2 separate regions of the Mus musculus genome follow, and region 2 is linked to region 1. The links are chromatin loops, found by intact Hi-C in ENCODE. Cell type or tissue: left cerebral cortex. All regions are shown on one strand.

Evidence for each region. Peaks named below come from ENCODE experiments on the same cell type or tissue, not always from the same donor. Only the 100,000 strongest peaks of a DNase experiment are listed, where the experiment ranks them.
Region 2: it touches region 1 in a loop (2.4-fold over the local background); 13 of 42 quality-filtered maps call a loop at or near these places.

What each region holds. Positions count from the first base shown.
Region 1 is chr8:88,148,145-88,153,144 of GRCm38, forward strand. Heatr3 (HEAT repeat containing 3) reads left to right here. Exons shown (of 15, transcript NM_172757.3): 7 at 1,948-2,225. Among named protein-coding and RNA genes, the nearest start is that of Mir7071, 12 kb to the left of the region's middle. In left cerebral cortex, no CTCF peak of the experiment used is centred here; DNase peaks (open chromatin) are centred at 2,914 and 3,151; H3K27ac peaks cover 1,062 bases.
Region 2 is chr8:88,242,376-88,247,375 of GRCm38, forward strand. It overlaps Tent4b (terminal nucleotidyltransferase 4B), which reads left to right. Exons shown (of 12, transcript NM_001372333.1): 2 at 866-989; 3 at 3,223-3,269; 4 at 3,990-4,110. Among named protein-coding and RNA genes, the nearest start is that of Tent4b, 45 kb to the left of the region's middle. In left cerebral cortex, a CTCF peak has its summit at 2,124 (motif pointing left); a DNase peak (open chromatin) is centred at 2,118.

The DNA.
Region 1 (5,000 bases):
TAGACAGTTGTTAGCTTTCTTGTGGGTGCTGAGAAATGAACACTGGCCCTCTGAAAGAACAGCCAGTACCCTTAACCCCTGAGCCATCTCTCCAGCCCTATCCAGTTTGACACACACTGTTTGTCTCATATAGAAACGCTGTAGTTAGACTTTACTCTCTCTCTCTCTCTTTTTAAATGATTTATTTTTATTTTATGTTTATTAGTGGTTTGCTTGCATATGTGTCTGTGTGAGGGTGTTGGCCCCCTAGAACTGAAGTTATAATAGTTGTGAGCTGCTCTGTGGGTGCTGGGAATTGAATTGAGGTCCTTTGGAATTGCAGTCAGTGCTCTTAACTGCTGAGCCATCTCTGCAGCCCAGCTTTCCTCTTTTTCAAGTCCCATCGAGTTCACAGTTCACTTAGGGCAACTAAGACGTGACCCACCACTTGCTCTTCCATGAGTTCTTAGTCCCACCTTTTTTTTTGCCCCAGTGTCTGAGTACAGAAATCTGAAGTGATCTGGTGGTTAGTTGAGTAGCATATACTTTATAATACTCTTCATCCTGAAAGGTGACTGTATCCACTAAATGAGAACTTTCCCTGACCCTGTTTTCCCCTCCCTGTCTCTGGACACCAGCATTCTGCTTCCTGTTTCTGTGGATTTGACTCTGGTAAAAACCTTACTGAACTAGAAGCATTTATGCTTGTCCCTCTATGGCTAGCTTATTTCCCTTAGCCTCAGGTTTTCAAGGCTGCCTACATCGGGGCATGCATTATACTATTTCTTTGTAGTTTTTGAAACAGGGCCTTCTGTGGCCCAGCTTGGCCTCAGATTTACTGTCTGGTCTGATGACAGCAAGCTCCTACACCTTGAGTGCTTGGAATAGGAGTGTGTGTCACCACATCTACTTTCTGCTATGTTGGGGAGCAAACCCAGGACTATATGCTAGGCAAGCACTCTTCCGTTCTCTTTTAGAATGCTGAATAGTATTCCTGGGCATGTGTGTTTGCTACTCTTTGGGTTTTGGTTGGTTGGTTGGTTTTGGCTTTTTGACACAGGATCTTCCCTGTCTTGGAAGCCATTCTCCATTGTCTATTCATCATCAGATGAGCACCTGGGTTAATTTTTTTGGTATTGTTAATCATGCCACAGTGATCATGACTAATGTCTTCTACCCTCTGTTCTCAGTATTTTTAGTTATGCCTAGGTGGCGTTTTCATTTTATTACGCTTTGTTGGAGATGGGGTCTTATATATATGGCCTAGTTACACTTGTATTATAGCTGAAATTGACCTGGAACTTCTGATCCTCCTGCCTCCACCGGCTGAATGCTGTTCTTACTGGTATACAGCATCATCCCTGATTTACAGTCCTTGGATTGAACCGAGGGCAAGCATTCTAACTGAGATACATCCCCAGAGCCTGCCATTCACTTTAAAAAATTATTTAGATTTCTTCCTGGAAGCACTATTTTATTTTGTTAGGAAAAAGCCAAGAAATTTCTGTCTGCATTCTCTGTGTGATTTTGGAGGATTAATGCATCCCACTGCACCTGTAATATAAAGCTTCGGAGAAGAGGAGCTTAGGTGGAAATGGGAGGAAACAAGGCACCTCCTGGCATTGTCAGAGAAAATTGATCAGTGTCCCAGTGTGTAAGTTCTATACCAGGAAAAGTGTGTGCCAAGATGGAATGAACAAAGGCATTTGGGTTAGGATTTTTGAAATTACACCATAGCCTAAGCCCTGTGGAAACTGCTTTTCCCTCACTGTTATATGTTGTTCAATTAGTTATAATTAGTAAATTAGTTGAATTAGTTTCAGCTAGTAAAAATTACTTGTTTTTACTATCTAGTATTTCCTTTTATTATACCAGAATCAGTCTGTTTATTACCTGGTTGGGTTAGAACCCATTTTTAATAAAGATTCCATAGGCAATTTCTTTGTCTTCATTCTTATTTTTTCCCAGGCACCATCTGGAACCTAAAGGACATTATTCCATCTAAGAGTCAGGCAGAAATCATTAATGCCATCCTAGGTGCCTTGTCTGAAGTTCTGGGTATGAATACTGGCAACATGGTCATTCAGATGAAGGAAGCTGAAACCCAGCGGCTAAAGACTGCCGCAGAGAGTGAGGACATCCTAGCAAATGCTAACGGTGATGACTTGGTTGAAGATGATGAAATGGAAGAAATCCCTCATAAAAGAAAACTCAGAAGGAAAACATTTATTTCCGATTTACTTCCAGTGAGTCAGATGGATGTTCGATCTGAATTAATGCATTTTATTTTTTATTTTATGTGCATTGTTCTTTGCCTGTATGTATGTCTGTGTTAGAATGTCAGATCTTGGAATTAAATACAGTTGTGAGCTGCCATATGGGTGCTGGGAATTGAATGTGGCCCTCTGAAAGAACCATCAGCCCTCTTAACTGTTAAGCCATCTCTCCAGCCCCTCAACGTGAGTTAATACATCAGTTTCCTTCAGCAGGCTTCCTTAGCATTACAAAAAAATATTAGGCAATTTTTCAATTAGAGTTGTATTTTTCTGTTGATTCTCATTGTAACATTCGAAATGTACCCATGTAGAAGAAACGAAAACCAGCATCTCTTGTCCAAAATGGAAACCTTTCTGTGTGGGAGCTTTCAGAGCACTTAGCAATAGCATCCTGTCTTCTTGACTCTGAATTCAGTTACCTGTCTCCTCAGGGAGTCTTCACGCTGACCTTCCTCTGCTTCCTTTTTGATTGAATTCTTATCTCTTTTATTTTAGTACCTCTCTTTAGCAGAGACCTAGGCCAAGCCTTCAGTCCCCCACTGTTGCTGAGCAGAAGAGGTTGGGGGAGGTGTGGTGCTTCATGCTAGTGTGATGTGCGATGTGCAGTGAGGGTGCACAGCTGCCAGTTACTTGAGCTGAGAAAGTGTAGGTGGACCCATGCTTTGGGAGGAGGTGAGAAGATGTGGAAGGACAGACAGACAAGACCCAGCTGGGAAGGTACATCCTTCCTGTGCTGCTCATGTGTGTTCATGTACCGGTTACAGATGAGACTCCTCAGTCATGTTTCCGCATGGGGAAATCCCTCTTTCTTCAGGAAGACACACTCGTAAGCCCATGGTTATATTAGTGCGATGCTGCGAATGGTGGTAGAATTGTCACCAAATCTTGAGTTGTTTCTGTAAGCCTGGTTGGTGCATATGATGAAGACCAGATGGGAGAGCAAAGGAGGAGGCTGCTGGAGATGACACAGGGCCAACTGAGCTGTCTGAAATGGGGAAGTAGAGAATTGTGAAGAGAATTTTCATTTAAAGGGTCACTCAGCTGGATACTGGGAGTGTGAAGGCATGAAGAGCAGGAGGCTGCAAAGGAAAGGTGACAAGCTTTGGCTAGGAGCGTACAGTTCACATTCTCTCATGGGCCAGGGCCAGGGGTGGCTTGTTCTTATTCACGTGGAGTTAATTGAAAGTAATTGTCTTGAGTCAACATCTTACAGTTCTGATTAGTTTATATGACTTAGAATTCTTTAAATAGAATATAGCTCAATGTAAACATATTTTCTTGTAGATTTTGTTTGCTTGCCTGTTTGTTTTAGCTGCCCTAGGAGGTGGGGCTATGAGTGTTTACCACCAGGCCTAAATCTTACATCCTTGAAGACTTACAAAACAAAGTTTTGTGGTTTTTTTTTTAAATTATTAGATTTTTATTTTATTGGAAGGGATAAGTTTATGCCATAGAACGTGTGTGGAGGTCAAAGGGCAACTTGCAGGCATCAGTCCTCTTTTGCTTCCACGTGGGGCCTGAAGATTAAATTCAGATTAGGCTTAGCAGCAGGAGCATTTAGCCACTGAGCCATCTCTCTAGCATGCATATAATTAATTTAATCTTAGTGCTTTGAAGGAATCAAGCTTTTTATACATGTGAACAACTCAAGCCTTGTGTTAAGTAGGGGTATATGCAGAAGTCAAAAGGCCATCTTATCCTTAAGTTTACTACAGCCAGACAGTGCCAGCCAGGCTAGCCAAAGCAGTAGGCTTGTGATTCAGTGAGAGACCCTGTTGCTGCATGCAGCATGGCTCTAAGGACAACCTGATTGGAGTACTAAAGGAATGAAGGAAAGACAGATACAAACAGGAAGCTGGGATCCAGTGGGCTGGGCTCTTGGCTGAAGAAACTGTACCACCCCAGAATTTCATGTTTATTAATTATATAGAGTTGAACAGAGAGGTGAGGTTATTACATACAGTTGAGCAAGGAGTTTGGGTTATTACATACAGATAAACAAGGACACGAGTTTAGCTAATCTTGGTAGGAGCAGTCTCTGTGACAGAGAAGTCTTCAGGCCATAAATATCTTGGGCCAGAAAGCTATGGTGGACATTTTCCACAGACACTATCAACACCCATACATGGGTCAGAGGAAAGGCTTTGAGGTTTCTCCATGGTCTGAGGTTCTAAGCTTGGCATGGCAGTAACCATGTCAACAATGCACATTCACTCAGGACTCTCTCCGCTTCCTATACCCTGCCTCAAGGCAAGGAGACAGGCTGTGACAGAGGAAGCCTGCTTTACCGTGTGTATGCACGTGTGCACTCCTGTGCCTACACTACTTACATAGGCATGCACACAGAAGGGCTAAGAGTATTGTCCGTGGTAGAATACATGCTAATTGTGTACAAGAAACACAGTGAAAGAGAAAGAGGGAAGGAGAGAAATAAATTCTTGAGCTCATAAAATACAGTGTTTTCTCAAAGCAAAAAACAAAAAAACAAACAAGCCTATTTTTATTTTGGTTTTTGAGACAGGGTTTCTCCAGATAGCCTTGGCTGTCCTGGAACTCTGTAAACTAGGCTGGCCACAATCCACCTGCCTCTGCCTCTACCTCTGCCTCTGCCTCCCAAGTACTAGGATTAAAGGTGTGCAGCACCATGCTCAGCTCCTGCAGAAGCTGCTTTTAAGGTCTTAACTCATTACCCTATATAATTAACATTATATAAGTCAGCTAGCCAGCCAGTGTTTAGGTACCAGT
Region 2 (5,000 bases), 94 kb after region 1:
GCCCTGGCTGTCCTGGAACTCACTCTGTAGACCAGGCTGGCCTCGAACTCAGAAATCCACTTGCCTCTGCCTCCCGAGTGCTGGGAATAAAGGTGTGTGCCACCAAGCCCGGCTCCCTCTCTTTCTCTCCCCTTCTCTTTTCATTGAACATACCAGGGCGCATGCTCTACCACCAAGCCACACCTTCAGCCTAGCCTGACCTTCTTAGCTTTGTCGTTATCCTGAGCCTGTATTCCCTTCCTGACGGGCCTGTCTACATGAGATGCTTTGGTTTCATGCCTTGCCCACTGTAGTCTCTGGAAGCCTGCAGCTTTCTCAGAGCCCTTCTCTGCCTGACATTCTTCTCAGGGCACTGCTGGGTCACTGACTAGCTTGTTCATTTGACAGTTAATTCATTAAGCAAGTGCCATACTGTTTTGCTCCTTGTGGCGAGGTGGGATAGTCAGGAAGCTCTGCTGCCTGGGCTCAGGGCCTGCCTTCCTGGTCTATGCCTGCAGAGTATGAGACCTGGCCTGTATGACTTTAAAAAGAAAAAGGAAGGCAAAAACTCACCTACAGCTTAGTAGAGGAACACACAAGGGATTTCTTACTTTCTTTTAATTAAATTCTGTATATTACCTCTTTAACTTGTATGATTATAATATTAAAATGAAGGCAAAAATTGCAAGTATAAATTCATCAGCTGAATTATAAGACTTTTTTTTACTATTTTTTTATTACGTATTTTCCTCAATTACATTTTCAATGCGATCCCAAAAGTCCCTCATACCCTCCCCCCGAATTATAAGACTTTTAAGATTATTCATGAAACTGACTTCATATTGGATCGGCCCGCCTCACATTTGCTTTCTGCTTTTTTCTTCAGTCTGCATGAAGAAATCAGTGATTTTTATGAGTACATGTCTCCCAGACCCGAGGAAGAGAAGATGCGGATGGAGGTAGTGAGCAGGATCGAGAGTGTGATTAAAGAGCTCTGGCCCAGTGCTGATGTGAGTACTTGTCCTGGACCTGGGCTTGAGGCAGAGCCTGCCCCAGACTGTCTCTCATAGAGACTCACTCACACTGTAAGTGCTTTGGTAGAGGTAGTCTACTTTATTTTGCAGCAGGGTCTTACGATGTCATACCCATGGCTAGCCCTGAACTCAAGCCTCCTTAAGCTTCCCAGACATGTGCCACACCCAGCTTTGGTCAAATCACATCTTAAAGGCAAACAGGGACCTGCAGCCTGTAGACTTTGGGGTTTGTTGATGACTTTCTTCCACTCAGATGCTTTACTCTAAACCTCTTCCTCTCAGTTCTGAGTAGCACCCAATAAAGTGGACAGAACTTAGGCTTATTAATGCAAGGAAAAGAGAGGTCCAGCCTCAGTACAGTAGTTAGTTGCTGGAAGGGATTTATCAAGGCTTCATCTTTGTTTTTACTCTAGCCCGTCAGTGTAAACATTGCAGTTGGCTTGTAGCTGACGGCATTTCTTTTGCTACTTGAAGTTGACTGTCTTGGGCAAATGCAGGCGAGTGTATGCCTCTCATTGCAAACCACTCTTTGTTCCCCGGGCCAACTTCTTTTGATTACTCAGTCAGTGAGCAGATTTGTTGCCTTAGTCTCCACTTTGTGTGTATCTCTTTTTTTTTTTTTTTTTTTTTTTAAGATTATTTATTTATTTATTTTATGTATGTGAGTACACAGTAGCCGTCTTCAGATACACCAGAAGAGGGCATCAGATCTCATTACAGATGGTTGTGAGCCACCATGTGGTTGCTGGGAATTGAACTCAGCACCTCTGGAAGAGCAGTCAGTGCTCTTAACCGCTGAGCCATCCCTCCAGCCCCGTGTGTATCTCTTATTATTGGCATTAATACTTAATTTTTTAGGGATTCTTTCAGGTCTGCTGTAGAATCCTCCCTGAGCAAAGAGTAACTGACTTTGTTGCATAGATTCCTTAGACCTTCCTGAAGTGATGTAAGGGAAGCCAGGGCCAGGTTTGTCCATTTGGCAAAAGAAAGAAGTTCAAATATAGGTAAAGAATAGAAGGGAAGGCACAGGTGCCCTTCACTGCACTGGGGCACAGCAGAGATGGCTCCGCCTGGCATGCCTCTGTAAGCACTGCTGACATCTAGTGGCTAGAAAGGGAAGCTGCTGGCAGTGCCATGACCTGCACAGACCCTATAGCAAGGGAGAACCTGCCCCAGGTTAAGATGCCTCCATCTTTCCGAAACCTTTCTGAGGTAGGCAATTGTATTCATACAAATAGAAGTGCAGAGATACGGCTAGGTTCCCGGAACTTTTTTTTTTTTTTTTTTTTTTTTTTTACCAGAATGGTTTAGCATTTTCCTGACTTGGCTTACAGACACATGTATAATTGCCTGGGTGCCTCTGTCCTCAGTGGACCAAGATTCTCAGTTGATAGCACATCAGGATCTTGTATAGACTGCTCCTGGTACTCTCTCGCACTGACCTACACATCAGCACATGGTCAGCAGCTAAATATTCTGAATTCATGAGAGAACTCCTGCAGAGAGGACAGAATTAAGGATTTGTGACATTCCTTATCTTGTAAAAGAATACTAACTAGCCTTTGAAACATAACTTGTGAAACTTCTGTATAATGTGTACACATGTATATTATTATATGTATATGTAGGCATGTGTGTAGAAGTCAGAGGACAGTTTTTTTTTCCCATTTTTTATTAGGTATTTAGCTCATTTACATTTCCAATGCTATACCAAAAGTCCCCCATAGCCACCCACCCCCACTCCCCTACCCACCCACTCCCCTTTTTTTGGCCCTGGCGTTCCCCTGTACTGGGGCATATAAAGTTTGCGTGTCTAATGGGCCTCTCTTTCCAGTGATGGCCGCCTAGGCCATCTTTTGATACATATGCAGCTAGAGTCAAGAGCTCCGGGGTACTGGTTAGTTCATAATGTTGTTCCACCTATAGGGTGAGGACAGTTTTTATAGTCAGGTTTTGTCTACCTCTATATGTGGTCTGGGCATCAGGCTTGCATAGCGAGCATCTTCAACTGCTGAGCCATCTCAATGGCCTCAACGTCTCTGATTTAGATTATAAGCCATGCTCTGAGTGAATGCCCGTGAGGCATGGTGTCCCTACTTTAGGAAAGCCTTGTATTTGGACCTGTCCATTCTAAAACACCAGTAGAGGACAAAAGGGACGTGCATTTCTCTGTAGGCACCTTAATGTGATTTTTCTTCCCTTGTTCTAGGTCCAGATATTTGGAAGTTTTAAAACTGGCCTGTATTTACCTACCAGGTTAGTATGTTGATGAAGTTTTGAAGGATTATTATTTTGAAGGGATTATTGTCCACTGGGGCTATTGAATATGTCTGAGTAGAAATGGGGCTTGTTTGTTTATTGTTTTTGAGATAGGGTCTCTGTGTAGTCTGGGCTGTCCTAAAGCTTGGTGAGAACAGTTGTCATAGGTGAGATATGGAAAAGGCACATAAATAATGAGATTGGAAGTAAATGCGTGTATTTACACACTGAGAGCCAGCATGATGCTCTGGCTTTATGCAGCTTAATAGTCAGGTCACATCTCATTGAGGCAGCACACGTGAAGTTTAATACCAGAAGGCTCTAGGAAAAACCAAACAAACCAAAAAACCATTCACTAATAGAATTTAATATGTTTGAGGTTTTGTTTCTGTCAGCATTATCTCATGTCCTGGGGCCTGAGATCTGTGAAATACCTGAGGGTATGAGGTTGCTAAAATTGACACTCCCTGCTTCTCCTCTCCTCTCCTCTCCTCTCCCCTCCTCTCCCCTCCCCTCCCCTCCCCTCCCCTCACCTCCCCTCCCCTCCCCTCCCCTCTCCTCTGCTTCCCTTCCAAAACTTACCATCAGCACACTGATGCTCTGAAGCAGAGAGGGAAAGGGATTCTTGTTACCCTAACTTAAAGTTGGTAAGCATAATTGTCAGCTACAATAGAGACCTGATTGATGCTTCTTGAAACCTCACACGTGTCCCTACAGTGACATCGATCTTGTGGTGTTTGGGAAGTGGGAGAACCTGCCTCTCTGGACCCTGGAAGAAGCCCTTCGGAAACACAAAGTCGCTGACGAGGATTCCGTGAAAGTTCTAGACAAAGCAACGGTAAGTTCTTAGCATTGTGTCTTTGTGAGCCTTATTACCTGCAGGAGAAACTTGGACTCTAATCTCGAATAGCACAGTTGGAATGTGACTCAGTGAATCATTTTTTGAATGTCACAGTGACTATGCATAAAGACTGTCATTGGAGAATCAAAGTAACTTGTCCAGGCTATACATTTCTTTAAGAATAATACCCAATTTTTCATGCGTAATGAAATATAAAAATAGATTACTAGCTGGGCATTGGTGGCGCAGGCCTGTAATCCCAGCACTTGGGAGGCAGAGGCAGGTGATCTTAGTTTGAGGCCAGCCTGGTCTACAGTGTGAGTTTGTTTCTGTTAAATAGCCCCTAGTTATAACAAAAGATATTGTTCTCTTATTTTGCACTTGAGATCTTGTCAAGGCCTTTTTTTTTTTTTTAATTAAAAAGGATATGTTTTTATTTTGTGTGTGTGTTTTGGGGCTACAGCAGAGGGCTTTGGATCCTCTAGAGCTGAGCTGCAAGCAGATTGAGCCACAATGTGGGTGCTAGGAATTGAACTTAAACTCACTAAGTGATGACTCTTAGCCATTGAGCCATCTCTATAGCCTCTGAAGTCATGCTTTCTATAGAGAAGTCCTGTCGCAAACAATGTTTTAAATAGAATATATTGTATTTTTATGAATTTATTGCTTTTTAGAATTTTTAGAATTTATTGCCTTCTATGAACTTTTTCATTTTACTTATGTGCGTGCACACACACCCCCCACGCTCCCCCTCCCCCCATGCCCTGTGTAGGTCTGTGCGTGAGAGGACAGTATGGTGCAGTTTCTCCACTCTGAGCTGGAGGTCCAGCTCAGGTTATCAAGCTTGGCAGCAGACGCCTTTGCCCGCTGTGTTGGCTGGTGCCTGG